2 separate regions of the Homo sapiens genome follow, and region 2 is linked to region 1. A link is a contact called in ENCODE Hi-C data. All regions are on one chromosome and are shown on one strand. The core of a region is the stretch at or near the end of the contact, and the rest is flanking DNA. Distances in the headings are between cores, read along the strand shown.

Region 1 (6,507 bases), core at 1,426-3,925:
GAAACAGAAAAGGAAATACCACGTGTTCTCATTTACAAGTGGGAGCTAAACATCAATTACATATGGACATTAAGATGGGAACAACAGACGCCAGGGCCTGCTTGAAGGTGGAGGGTGGGAGAAGGGTGAGGACCAAAAAACTGCCTATCAGGTAATATGTTTATTACCTGATTATTAAGTTTATTCACAGGAATAATGAAATAATGAATTAATGGATAATGAAATAATCTGCACAGCATATCCCCGTGACATGCAATTTACCCATATAACAAACCTGTACATGTACCCCTGAACCTAAATTAAGAGTTAAAAAAAAAAGATGTCCTTGGAATTTGGGGACATTGAATTATAATTATTTTAAACAATAAAGTCTAGTCTGGGGTCATGGATGCAAATGCCTTTTCCAATCATCCAGGTCCAGAAATGAGGTTAGTAGACTGTGCATAAGAAACATAGGGAGTGAGGGAGTCAGTGGCTACTTGGTGGGAGCTGGCCCCAGTAGAGGTGGCAGCACGTATCAGCTTCAGCGGATTGCCACCTTGTTGGAAATGGGCTCAGTGTCACCACACATAGGAATTTTTCAAAAAAGGCATTAATCTCTGCTTTTTTACATGTTTATAATCTTTTTTAAAATTTTAAACAGTATATAATCAGACAAAATAGTCTGTGTATACAACCCATGGGGTCCAGTTTATGACTTGCTATATTCATGAGTCTCTAAGATCCAGGAAGAGTCCTATGTGCTCTCCTCTGTTTCTCTCCCATTTTACACTTTCCCCATTGAAAATTAACCTAACCTAGTTGTTGATCTGATTAAATTAATGGACATTAAGTTATCATTGACGCTGGCCTTATGTTCCTTGGGAAATTGAAGTACTTCCAAAGAAAACTGGCCAATTTAAAATGTAAAAAATCCCCATTTGATAAAATGAGTAGGGCAGTTATTTATGAGCAGGAGGCATTGCTGATGTTTCTACCTATGCAGGACTGTGTTTACTGTCTTCTGCTCTTGCCAGCCTAGCCATCTCTGTGAGTAAACAAGGTTCTAGCATTGTTGAGTAACAAGCACACACCTAGCTCTCCTCTACCAGTCCATCTTCCCCAGTTTTCCAAGCAGTAATGCAACTAACTCACAGGGCTCAGTTAAAAACTGTAATCACCAAGAGAGACATCATGAGTCACCATCTCAAGTTCAACAAATATCTGAAATGCTATCAGGTATCTTTACTTTAAGATATTAATATTCAGCCTATGTTCATTACATGCAGCATAAAAGAAAAATACTAGACTTTCAAGCTGGAAAAATGTATTGCTGTTAAGTCATTTTCAAATAGCCCATGTTTTCTTTCTTTTTAATCTAATAGGGAGAAGTGCTGGCACAATGTTTAGTCAGTGAGAAAACAAATGCATAATTGAAATGACATGAGCTGACAGGTTGAGTGTAAAAATGATGTTATATATGAAAGTAACAGTCAGAGACAGTAGTACTTAAAATTAGACTCAGCCATTTGGTAGAGAAATTGAAAAGAAACCTATTCAGCCTTTTATTGTGGAAGGAGTGTTGCCGTACTTATTTATTTTTGCTGTTGATTTTTAAGTAGGTTCATCTGATCAAAATAAGAACTGTAAATATTAGATCTGGAAGGAATTTCAGAAGATAATCTAATCCAGTGGATTAAAAAATTAAAAATTCCATCCCATGGAACCCATTTCTAGTCACCTTAATAGGGGAAGGAGTGTGTATGATTATGGTGATAGCACTTAAGGAACAACTTAGGTGTATAGATAAACTTTGATGAAAAGATATTGTTCTAAGAAGCTTAATCATATTACTTGTTATAATCAAAATAAGTTAAGCAAGTCTTGGAGTAAAAAGGTAACTTGACTGGGTTCACCAGGTTACTTCACATCACAGGCAATATTTGAACTTGGGATCTGCAGCCTCTAGTCTTGAGTTCATTCAGCCACTCCTGTAACTGCCTTTCTAAATTATGATACTTCCTCTCCTTTCTTCCAAATGTCCCATGTTGGTAAGATAAGCATAGTAATCAAACCAGAATAGTCATTTGAGAAAAGTGTGTATTTCAAGTGCACAGCTAAAAGTCTATTTGTCTGATAGATTTTTATAAAAAGATGTTTATATTAGATACCTCCTAACTCTTCATAAAATGGTTCTCACAAACTTTGTGACATCTTCCCAGTATCCATCAGGGTATAGATATTAAAGATTTTTAAAGTAAACTTTGAAATCTCCTAAACTACTCTGGGATTAACAAAGTGTTTCCTCCCTGTTGACACAGATGGTTTTTCTACAGCTCATCTCTCAGGGCCTCTCCACCTGGTTCAGTTTATCATCTCCCCCTCAACTGGCCATGGTGATTGTGAACCGTATCGACAGTTCAGCTTTCAGGCCCATCCGTTTTGAAGTCAGCTGCCAGTGCTTTTGTCTAATGAACCATGCAGGTGAACTCGGTGATTACTGATTGAATCAGCGTCTATTGTCAGAAGGGCTTTGAAAACCAGTTGTGAGTGGAAATATTTGTCCCTCAATGATTTATGTTATAAATTCAATTTTATCACTTATAATAAAAATGACAAAGGATCAGGAAGACCATACAAAATATTTTTCTTATTTTCATATTTAAACAACAGGGAGAGTTTACAGAGTAAAGTTCCCTTTTTCTCTTCGACTTTGGACTGAGATGCCCACGCTCTGCCATTGCCCCGACCTTGTCATTCTGTGGTTGCGCTTTTACTTCTCTCCATCCAGACTTTACAGTGCATGTCTTTTCTTCTCTGCTCAGCACCACTCTCTGATCCCTGCCTCTGGAACGTGTCTCTTATTCTGACACTGCATATATAAGGTTTGACAGAAATGCAGTTCTTGCAAACCTGTTTTTTTTTTTATGCTCCATTGCTTTCTTCCTTTTCTCCAAAACAACTCTAGAATTCTGTCATTTCCATTTTTGGTTTAATTTTTCACATGGTTTACCCCCAGTTGAAATGGGTACCACTTCCTTCCTGTCTTGTGATCTAGGAAACACACACACACACACACACACACACACATACACATACACAAGTGATCATTCAATACAATTGTTATTTATTCCTCATCGTATTTTTTGGCCAAATGATCTCATTCTTGAAATATATGAATAAGTAACTTATTAAAGAAATGGAAATGGTGAGAGAATGTACCATCCAGGCTTTGTGCTGGATGTTCTGAATAGAAAAAACATTCATTCATCACTTTGTTTTCTAACAAAATTATCTCATTTGTATAATTTGTGAATAATTAACTAATTTTGTTGTAGAAAAACACTAAGCATAGAAGTTGTTTTCTTCCAGTCAAGGGTTGTTCAGTTATCACTTCCCTGCATTCTCAGCTTCTCTCTTTAAACTTTAAATGTGTCCCCAAAATTGACACATGAAATTTTATGAACTATTGGAGTAGTCCCTGAAAAAAATGAGCTATGTTGCATAAGTTGATGGATTTCATTAATCAAATCATTTACTACAAGATAAAACATATTGAGCTCATAAACAGGTTAGATATTGTTAAATTTTTAAGCTAAAAATGTAAAACCTTGTAAACTTTGCATTTTTTAAAAAAGGAAGCAACTTGTTTTTGTCTAGATGAATGAGCCATTTTAATTTTGCATCCAGACTCCAAGGAACTTGAGTTAAAATCATACCCTTGGATCAGGACTTTTATGAACAACAGTAGCAATACCCCATGGACCCCAACACTGCTTAGCTTACTGGTGAGCACCCAATACATAGTGAGAACTAATGTTTCCCACTGTCTCCCAAATAAAATGCAAACTCCTCCACTGGGCTTGCAGGCTGTCCATTGTCATCCAGCCCCTAACTACCTCATTGTGCTTATCTAATGCCCCCTCAACTTCATGCCCCATTCATACTGAACACCTTGAAGCATCGAGTGTTTGATGTTCTTCCTCCCTTCACACTTTGCTCTTGCTCTTCCTTCTGCCTATGTGTAAGAATATAACATATATCACAAATATTTTGGCATATCTGCTAGAAGTAGAGGATATAGATTGCAAGGAAGGAGACCTCCTCATAGTTCTGACCAAGGCTGGCCCCTTGGAGAATCCAAATGGTAAGAGAACAAAGAGGGAAAGAGCAAGTCCCCCTAGGTTCTGTAGATGGACAGACTTCTTCAGCTTTACAAATATAAGGGAGAAATGAGAAAAAAAATAAGCAAAACATAAAGCCTGCTCTTGAAAAGAAGAGGCAGAAAATGGAGAAACAGAAAAATCTGAGACTCTATTACTTGGAGAAATTTATTATGTAAACAATTTTGCTATATATATTCTAGGCATAGTTTTGGAGGAAAACACATAGTTACACTGAGTACAGTAATACCTGCTATAGTTCTAAAAAATAATTTGTCCTTATTCTGCTCTGCTGCCACAGTGGTTCTTCCCATGTGGTGAGTGAGAAGGAACAGTGGAGAAACAGCAGAGCCAGGTCAGGGAATGCTGGTGACATTTAGCCTCAGTGTTCGGGGTGAGAGAACTAAATAGGGAATCATATTTTTTTGATACTGATCCTGAGAGAAGCTATATGAAAAAATATAATTTTTCATTTTCTTTATTATGAAATAACTTCAGGAGGAAGATAGAATGCTGCTTTTGAAAAAAATACATTATTTCCCATCTCAAAAAAAAGAAAAAATACATTATTTTGATGGAAATGATTTAATCTATTTTACTTATTTTACACAAACTTATTTACAGCCTAATTTTTTGGTAGGTGTTTGCTAGGTGCTGGAACACAGAGATAACATAACCATAGTCACGGCCTTTAAGAAGCCGGTATGGTTGGACTTACAGTCAACAGACAGTTACAGTGCCCGTGCTGCAGTAGTTGGAACCAAGGGCTCCCAGGAGCATTTGGGAGCCTCAGAACTCTAAGAACTAAGATGTGCGTTATTTCCTCCTTCCCTAATCATAGTCCAGAAAAAGTTACAAGGTTTTCCAGTGCTCCACGTGTTCCCAGGAGGAGACGTGGGCTTTGGGAACAATTACCAAAGATGTTTTTTAGAACCTGTCTACTCAAAGAGTGGTTGGTTCATGGACCACAGCATCAGCATCACCTGGCGCTTGCTAGAAATTTATACTCTGAGCTTCAGACTCTGGAGGTGGGGCCCAGGAATCTGGTTTTTTTTATTTTTTTTTTTTCGGTTTTGTTTTTGTTTGTTTTGTTTTGTTTTTTGAGATGGAGTCTCGCTCTGTCGTCCAGGCTGGAATGCAGCAGCGCGATCTCGGCTCACTGTAAGCTCCGCCTCTAGGGTTCACGCCATTCTCCTGCCTCAGCCTCAGGAATCTGTTTTAACAAGCCCTGCAGAAGAATCCTGTACACACTGTGGCTCCTAGGAAGCATTGGTTTATGTTATTCCAATTTTTGGTGTCAGGAAAGGATCATTTATACTTTGATAAAGACATTAATTTTTTATTTTGATTTTCTAGGCCTACAAAAAAGAATAAAGACAAGTTAAGTATCTTAAATCCTTTATCTGAATGTCCCTAACCTTGCAAATATTCCTTTCCTGCCTCGTCATTAAAGCGAACCTACTCAGTAATCAGTCCTGTAAAACAAATTGTAACAAAAAGAAAGCATAAATGAGGGAGACCAAGAGGTGAAACTTGTTAACCCGATATTTGTCTTAAGCTCTTCTGGTCTTACACCACGTTTATTAAAAGACTAATGATAACAAGACACACTTACACAGCATTTAGTATGTGCTACACTCTGTTCCAAAGACTTTTTGTATATTACTCATTTAATCCTCCCAACAACTTCACCATGTAGGTTACTATCATACCCATTTTACAATACACAATGGGGCAAAGGGAATTTTACACAGGGCTGCTGTGTTGCACAACCCCAGAAGGCTATGCTCTCTACACAGCCTGTGCGGCAGTACATGGCAGTGCTGGGTCAAGTGAGTTCACGTTTAAAAACTTCCTTTCATCATACCTCCCTCACTTATTAAGGAAATTTCTTGCAATTTTGACTGTTAGGAAATAACATAAGATGGTAAAATCTGAAAAAGCCTTCCTATTTTTAAAGGAAAGATATGCCATATATGATAAAGAAGAGCATAAATACATTAAGATGGGGAAACTGGAAAATATATTTTTTCCTTCCCAAAAAAAAGTATTCTTGAGAGTGTGTATGTATATATGTGTGCATGTGTGTGTGTATGTGTGTGAGAGGGAGAGAGAGAAGAAATAGAGAAAAGGAGAATGTGTGGCTACATAGCCATAAACATGCATAATCAAAAGCAAAGCTGCAAAAAAGAGCAGATGCCTAATCCTTAAATACGTGCCCATTCTGAGGCCACTGGGGCAGTACACAATACTGAATGGCCAGGACCAGGTGACCAGATGGCCCTGTAATATAACCAATAACAACCATGTATTGCATTGAGGTTGCTACATATGTTTCAAGTGCTTGTGTCTGAGGTGCTACGTA
Region 2 (6,507 bases), core at 1,934-4,433, 7.1 Mb before region 1:
TGAAAAGTGACTGTGATTGCCTCCTAGGGGGTTCCCACGTGCCAGGCACTGTGCCAGGTCTGGACATCCGACAGCTCATTCAATCTCACCACAGTCCTCCAAAGCCGGTACCGTGTTATCCTTTCCATCTCACAGATAAGAAACCTGAATCTCAAAGAAGTTAAAGGACTTCTGCTAGTAAATGGCAGGGCCAAGGTTTGAACCCAGAACTGTCTGAATCCAAGACTGTACTCTTTTATTTATTTTTATTTTTTTTTCCTGAGACAAGTTGTCACTGTGTCACCCAGGCTGGAATGCAGTGGCTCAATCACAGCTCACTGCAGCCTCGACCTCCCAGCCTCCACCAATCCTCCCACCTCAGCCTCCCAAGTAGCTGGGACTCCAGGCACACACCACGACACCCATCTAATTTTTGTAATTTTTTGTAGAAACAGGTTTCATCACATTGCCCAGGCTGGTCTTGAACCCCCTGGGCTCAACCAGTCCACCCACCTCGGCCTCCCAAAGTGCTGGGATTACAGGCGTGAGCTGCTGCACCCAGGAAAGACTGCACTCTTAATGCCTGTACTAAGATGATCATCTTGTTTGACCTGTGACTCTTTCAGCCAAAGCCATGCCCACCTAACCCTGGAATTTCAGTGATTTTCAGTGAATGTGCAAGGTCCCAAGCCCAGAGCACACTTAGGATGCTGGACACTTAGCATTTTATCTCATTGAATCCTCCAGCAGCCCTGGATCATTGCTAATATTATAGTTGACCCTTGGTATTTACAGAATCAACATTTGGGATTTTTACTTTTGAGAATAACTCCGAAGGTCCTAGACATGAAACAGCCTAAGTCTGCTAAGGAGTAATTATGAAGTGCGTGCAGTAAGAAGCACACAGGGGCCAGTCCCTTCGTACGCAAGAGAGTTCACACTCAGGCTGGAACCCAGTGTGCAGGGGATGCTGTACCCTCCATGTATTAGGAAGTGACAGAAATACCTGTTGGCTTGTGAATTATGGCTCCCAGAGAAACAAAATTGCTAGTCCATGTTAGGGAGAATTTACACTCAGTGATGAATTTCCTTTAACAAATTTAGAAATCCCTACTGCCTTTTATTCGTGGAATCAATAAGGAAGAAATCACTTAGATTTTCAGGTGTGCTTGATTGTATTTACGGTGTAAGGGGGAATTATGTGCTCTGGTGGCATGTGTGTGATTTTGTCATGTGTCAAGCAAGAACAAAATGCCTCCTCTTAGGCTACTGTACACAATAAATGAGATCCTGGCAACAATGACCATAAGGATGTTGATTTGAGAATTGGCAAAGATCTCAGGAAAAGTCACTCGAGAACATCAACATTTTGACACACTGTGTTAACATTTTATAGATGAAGGAACCGCAAATGGGAGAGGCCAGATGTCTTGCCCAGGAATGTATTGCAATCATGCCAGTGCCCTTCCCTCCCCACAACCCATAAGCAAGTCCTCAAAACAGTCCCAACTCCTGCATGCTGACCAAGCACAGAATGTGGACTTAGGAGGATGGAGATGTAAGAAGCAGGCCCAAAGAAGGAACAGAGCTGCCCCTGGGCTGCCTGCCCTCCCCACACCTCACCCCAGTGCTGGCCTGGGAAAGGCAGAGCTGTGAAGTTGCCTGTTTTGACCACATCCATCCAGGTCAATCAATTCAATCAAGAGGCTGGTAACTGGGAGCTCAAAACGGTGGGCCCAGAAAAAACTAAAGGGGACCAAAGACCAAGACTGAGAAGGCAAAAGACCCTCAGACAAGGCTCAGTTTGGAGGAATGGTGCTGAATTTCATTTGCACCAAGACTTGGAGTCAGACAAATCTAGATTTGGATCCCGGCTTTATTATTAATCAGCATGCAATTTTAGGCAAATTACATGACAGTCGGGGTCTCAGTTTCCTCATCTGTAAAATGTGTGCAAAAGCACCTACTTCACAGGACTGCAGTGAGGGTTAGAAGTAAGGATTGTGCAGTGCCTGGCACATGCCAGGTGCTTAATAAATGAGAGCTGGCAAACCTGTACCTGCCAGGAAGCAGGGGAGGAGGGTCAGAAGGCTGAGGCCCGGCTTGACCGCTGTTGGGTGTGAAAAGTCTTCATTTTCAAGGATGAGATGAAATTTTCCGGAGTGTCATGAATCAGTATTTATCTTTGGCTAAACACGAGACCTTGATGTTCATCTCAACAAAACCAGTATTTGCGGCCGGGTGCGGTGGCTCATGCCTGTAATCCCAGCACGTTGGGAGGCCAAGGTGGGAGGATCACCTGAGGTCGGGAGTCAGAGACCAGCCTGGCCAACATGGTCAAACCCCGTCTCTACTAAAAATACAAAAATTAGTCAGGCGTGGTGGCGCACATCTGTAATCCCAGCTACTCAGGAGGCTGAGGCACGAGAATAGCTTGAACCCAGGAGGTGGAAGTCGCAGTGAGCTGAGATTGCATCACTGCACTCCAGCCTGGGTGACAGAGGGTGACCCTGTCTCAAAAACAAAAACAAAACAAAACAATAGTTGCCACTTTTAGTGTTAGCTATTTCAAACACTGCTCCACAGCAAAGAGAATAGGAACGTGGGACCCTCGTGGGAGGCAGGGTCAAGGGTGTGTCACTGTGAAGACTGAACTAATAGAAAAAGCCTGAAACCAGGGCACAGATGTGAGGTCCTCCAGCTCTCCAACCAAATCACTGTGTGTCCTCAGAAAAGTCACTTATCTTCTCTGAGTCTCTGTTTCCTCATGTGAAAAAAGGGCTTAATAGTCCCTATTTCACAGAGTTATGGGAAAGCACAGGGGAAGTAATAGATGGGAGAAGGCTTTAAACTGTGCAGAGGAAATGTTTGTTATTTTAAGTCTCTCCAGACAGTGCTGTTATTTCATCACTTCTATAGAGCCATAAGAAATAAGGCTTACAGATTAAGTCAGCTCCCATTTTAAAGAGGAAAAAGAAACAGTGTTCAAGAAACACTTAAGACGCTAAAGGTCTCCTCCATTATGAATTGAAGTCTTCGTGACTGGTACAGAATCATTTTTGTGTGATCATCAAGATGAAAACACAACATTGTTAAATTCTCCCTGAGCCCTTCCACCTCACCCCTGCCAGCCCTCTGCAGCCCCTGCCTGGTGGAGAAGATTTGCTTTCATTTCCACAGAGCAGGTGCTCACGGCCTGACATAGGAAACGCTGGTAGACCCGACGACTCACAGTGAAGCCTGCTGACTTCCCTGGATTTCCCCTCCATTTGGAAAACAGGCCAAACTCACCGCACCTCCCACCCTCATGCTTAGACCTCTTGCACTGAATGTGCTCAGGGGAAGAAAACAGGAAATCACTGAGATGGTCCCAGAGAGAAATCACAGGCAGGCTGGCAGCCCTACGGCCTGGCACCCAGTCTTGATTTCAGGAGAAATGGCTCTGTGCCCGATCAGCAGCACCCTTGCTCAGGACTGAGAGAGTGTGGTGGGGTTTTCTGGCCTCATCTGTTAGCCTGGGCCCAGAAGCACTAATTGCTTGGTGTTCAAATAACCTTAAAAAGTGCAGCTGGGCGAGGTGGCTCTTGCCTGTAATCCCAGCACTTTGGGAGGCTGAGGTGGATGGATCACAAGGTCAGGAGTTCAAGACCAGCCTGACCAATATTGAAACCCCGTCTGTACTGGAAATATAAAAATGAGCTGGGTATGGTGGCGCACGCCTGTTATCCCAGCTACTCAGGAGGCTGAGGCAGGAGAATCACTTGAACCTGGGGGGCGGAGCTTGCAGTGAGCCGAGATCGTGCCACTGCACTCCAGCCTGGGAGACAGAGCAGGACCCTGTCTCAAAAAAAGAAAAAAAAAATGAAAAAAAATGCAGTAAATACAGACAAAGCACTCCCGCTTCTCTCTTGGTCTGCGAGCAGACAGTTTATTGAGAGCCACAGTTCCCGTTTCTGTTTTGGCTGCTCTCAACCTTCTGAAAGAGGTGGCAGATGTGTAGCAAGAGCACGACTAACATAGATGACCGGAGCCTGGGCAAACAGTGAGTGGGGAGGAAGATGTGAGTCCTGGGGAAAGGGCAATAAATTGAGGCAGAGACCATAGCTTGGCTAGGTTGCCCTGGAAAGAGAGCGTTCCAGGTCTGAATCCTGCTCCAGAGAGTAAGATGAGACAATGTCAAACAAACCCTCCCGAAATTCAACCCAGTCCTCCGAATCAAGTACTGCAAGGTGCATTTCCACTGAATCAAATAAATACCATTAGCAATTTGAATTAGTTCCCTAAGATGACCCAATTCCCTAACATGAATTTCCTGGCCTGTGATAGCTGCCTTCATGCCCAGCAGGGCATGGAAGATACAGAAATAAAATTTTACAGAAATAAAATAGGTAAAAAAGTTAAAAGGATAAATGGTTACAGGAGCCTGGAAGAATAAAAGGTAAAGAATTAATGACGCAGATACCAGCAGCAGTTCCTGCAAGGGGCCTTCCCTGTGTGAAGGAACCCAGCTCTGAGCTCCTTGCCGCCTCTGAAAAAGAGCAGGAGGTTGTTTCACATCCTGAGCCTCAGCTTCCCAAGGACAACAAAAGCTACCATTTTCAGAATGACCATTGCACCCCAGGCATTTTCTCTATAAATGTCTATTACTTCACAGTTCATGATTGCACTGATTTCTTCAGTAAAAAATCTGAGGGTCAGAAAAATAAAGGTACAAAATCAGTAACTAGTAAGTTGTAGAGCCAGGATTTGAATCTGGGATCTGTCTGTGTTTGCCTCTCATCTTCAAAGTGAAGAACGAGGAAGAGAAAATAAATCCTTTTTCTCCGGGCACGGTGGCTCACGCCTGTAATCCCAGCACTTTGGGAGGCCGAAGTGGGCGGATCACTTGAGGTCAGTAGTTCGAGACCGGCCTGGCCAACATGGTGAAACCCTATCCCTACTAAAAATACAAAAATTTGCCGGGCATGGTGGCATATGCCTGTAATCCCAGCTACTCAGGAGGCTGAGGCAAGCGAATCACTTGAACCTGGGAAGCAGAGGTCACACTGTTGTACTTGACCAAGTTAGAGAAAACGCCACACTTTGAGACGAATTAAGAGTCTGTTTATTTAGCCGGCGGCCAAGAGACAGCTAACGCTCAAAGTTCTCTCGGCCCCGAAGAAGGGGCTAGATTTTCTTTTATACTTTGGTTTAGAAAGGGGAGGGGGGTCTAGTTAAAACAATTTTACAGAAATAAAATAGGTAAAAAAGTTAAAAGGATGAATGGTTACAGGAAAGTAAACAGTTCCAGGTGCAGGGGCTTTAAGACTATTACAAGGTGATAGACGCGGGGCTTTGGGCGTTATCAATCAGACTAATTCCTGGGAATTGCAGATATTGCTCGCCACAGTATCTTATCAGTTAACTGCATTCTTGGATGTGCTGGGAGTCAGCTTGCACAAGTTAAGTCCCTGAGGAAGGGGCTGCCAGTGAAAGAGCCAAGATGGAGTCTGTCTGGCTCTCTTAGCTAAGGGAGAGTCAATTCAGGTGGAAACAAGGCTAGGTGATTAAAGGAAAAGGGAGAGTCTAAAAACAGGGTTAGTAAAAACAAGGTTGGGCATTACACCACCACTGCACTCCAGCCTGGACAACTCCATCTCAAAAAATAAATAAATCATTTTTCTTCTACTCTTGTCTCTGCCTCCTCCCTAAACGGGTGGGAACCAATTCAGTGACAGGCTGGGGATTCAATGTCACTGGAAATAAAAGAAATTCAATTAAAATAATAACATACACTTTCCCCCACCAAATTAATAGACTAAAAAATTACAATAGAGCTGACAAGGTCACTTTTAAGTAACTCATGGAAAAATAACATGGAACGTCTTCTCTGAAGGACAATTTGATTAAATATATCAAAGCATTAAAAATGACCATTCTCTTTTAACCCAGTAATTCCATCTCAAAAAAAGAAGTATTCAGAGAAGCAAAGACTGCAGTTTTATGTCAGCCCATGAATAACCTGAAATAACCTCAATTCCCAAGAGGACAATTTAACTTGTCCTCTTCCTTTAAAGAGGACAAGTTAAATATGTTATGAAATGTCCACACAAAGGGTTATAATTTTTTCTTTTTTTAGATGGAGTCTCGCTCTGTTGCCCAGGCTGGAGTGCAGTGGCGTGATCTCGGCTCACCGCAACCTCCGACTCCCGGGTTCAAGCGATTCTCCTGCCTCGGCCTCCTGAGTAGCTGGGATTACAGGTGCCCACCACCACGCCTGGCTAATTATTGTATTTTTTAGTAGAGACGGGGTTTCAGCATCTTGGCCAGGGTGGTCTTGAACTCCTGACCTCATGATCCACCCGCCTCAGCCTACCAAAGTGCTGGGATTATAGCCGTGAGTCACCATGCCCAGCCACAATGGGTCACGATTGAACAATTAAAAATAAATTCATAAACATTTCTTACAGTTTTTACTTTTAAAACATTTATTCACTTACTTATTTTTAGAGACCGGGTCTCACTCTGTCACCCAGGCTGGAGGACAGT

Evidence for each region. A loop is a pair of places that touch in the nucleus more often than their neighbours do. Pooled maps may share reads with other maps.
Region 2: a map with no recorded cell type shows a loop between it and region 1 (11-fold over the local background). The contact joins two enhancer-like sites. A Hi-C loop is called at or near these places in 3 of 37 single-sample maps with no recorded cell type and 2 of 50 pooled maps.

The regions. Positions count from the first base shown.
Region 1 is chr3:179,957,764-179,964,270 of GRCh38, reverse strand. The region is part of intron 2 of PEX5L (peroxisomal biogenesis factor 5 like); the gene reads left to right. The region is part of intron 1 of LOC124909463 (a long non-coding RNA gene); the gene reads right to left. Among named protein-coding and RNA genes, the nearest start is that of PEX5L-AS2, 63 kb to the right of the region's middle. RefSeq lists a silencer at 2,308-2,357. Within about 2 kb of position 2,675, at least 2 of the 41 ENCODE cell types and tissues checked have a DNase peak (open chromatin) inside an H3K27ac peak, as active enhancers do.
Region 2 is chr3:187,009,592-187,016,098 of GRCh38, reverse strand. All of the region lies in intron 2 of ST6GAL1 (ST6 beta-galactoside alpha-2,6-sialyltransferase 1), which reads right to left. Among named protein-coding and RNA genes, the nearest start is that of ST6GAL1, 82 kb to the right of the region's middle. RefSeq lists enhancers at 57-186, 217-266, 3,238-3,357. Within about 2 kb of position 3,183, at least 18 of the 41 ENCODE cell types and tissues checked have a DNase peak (open chromatin) inside an H3K27ac peak, as active enhancers do.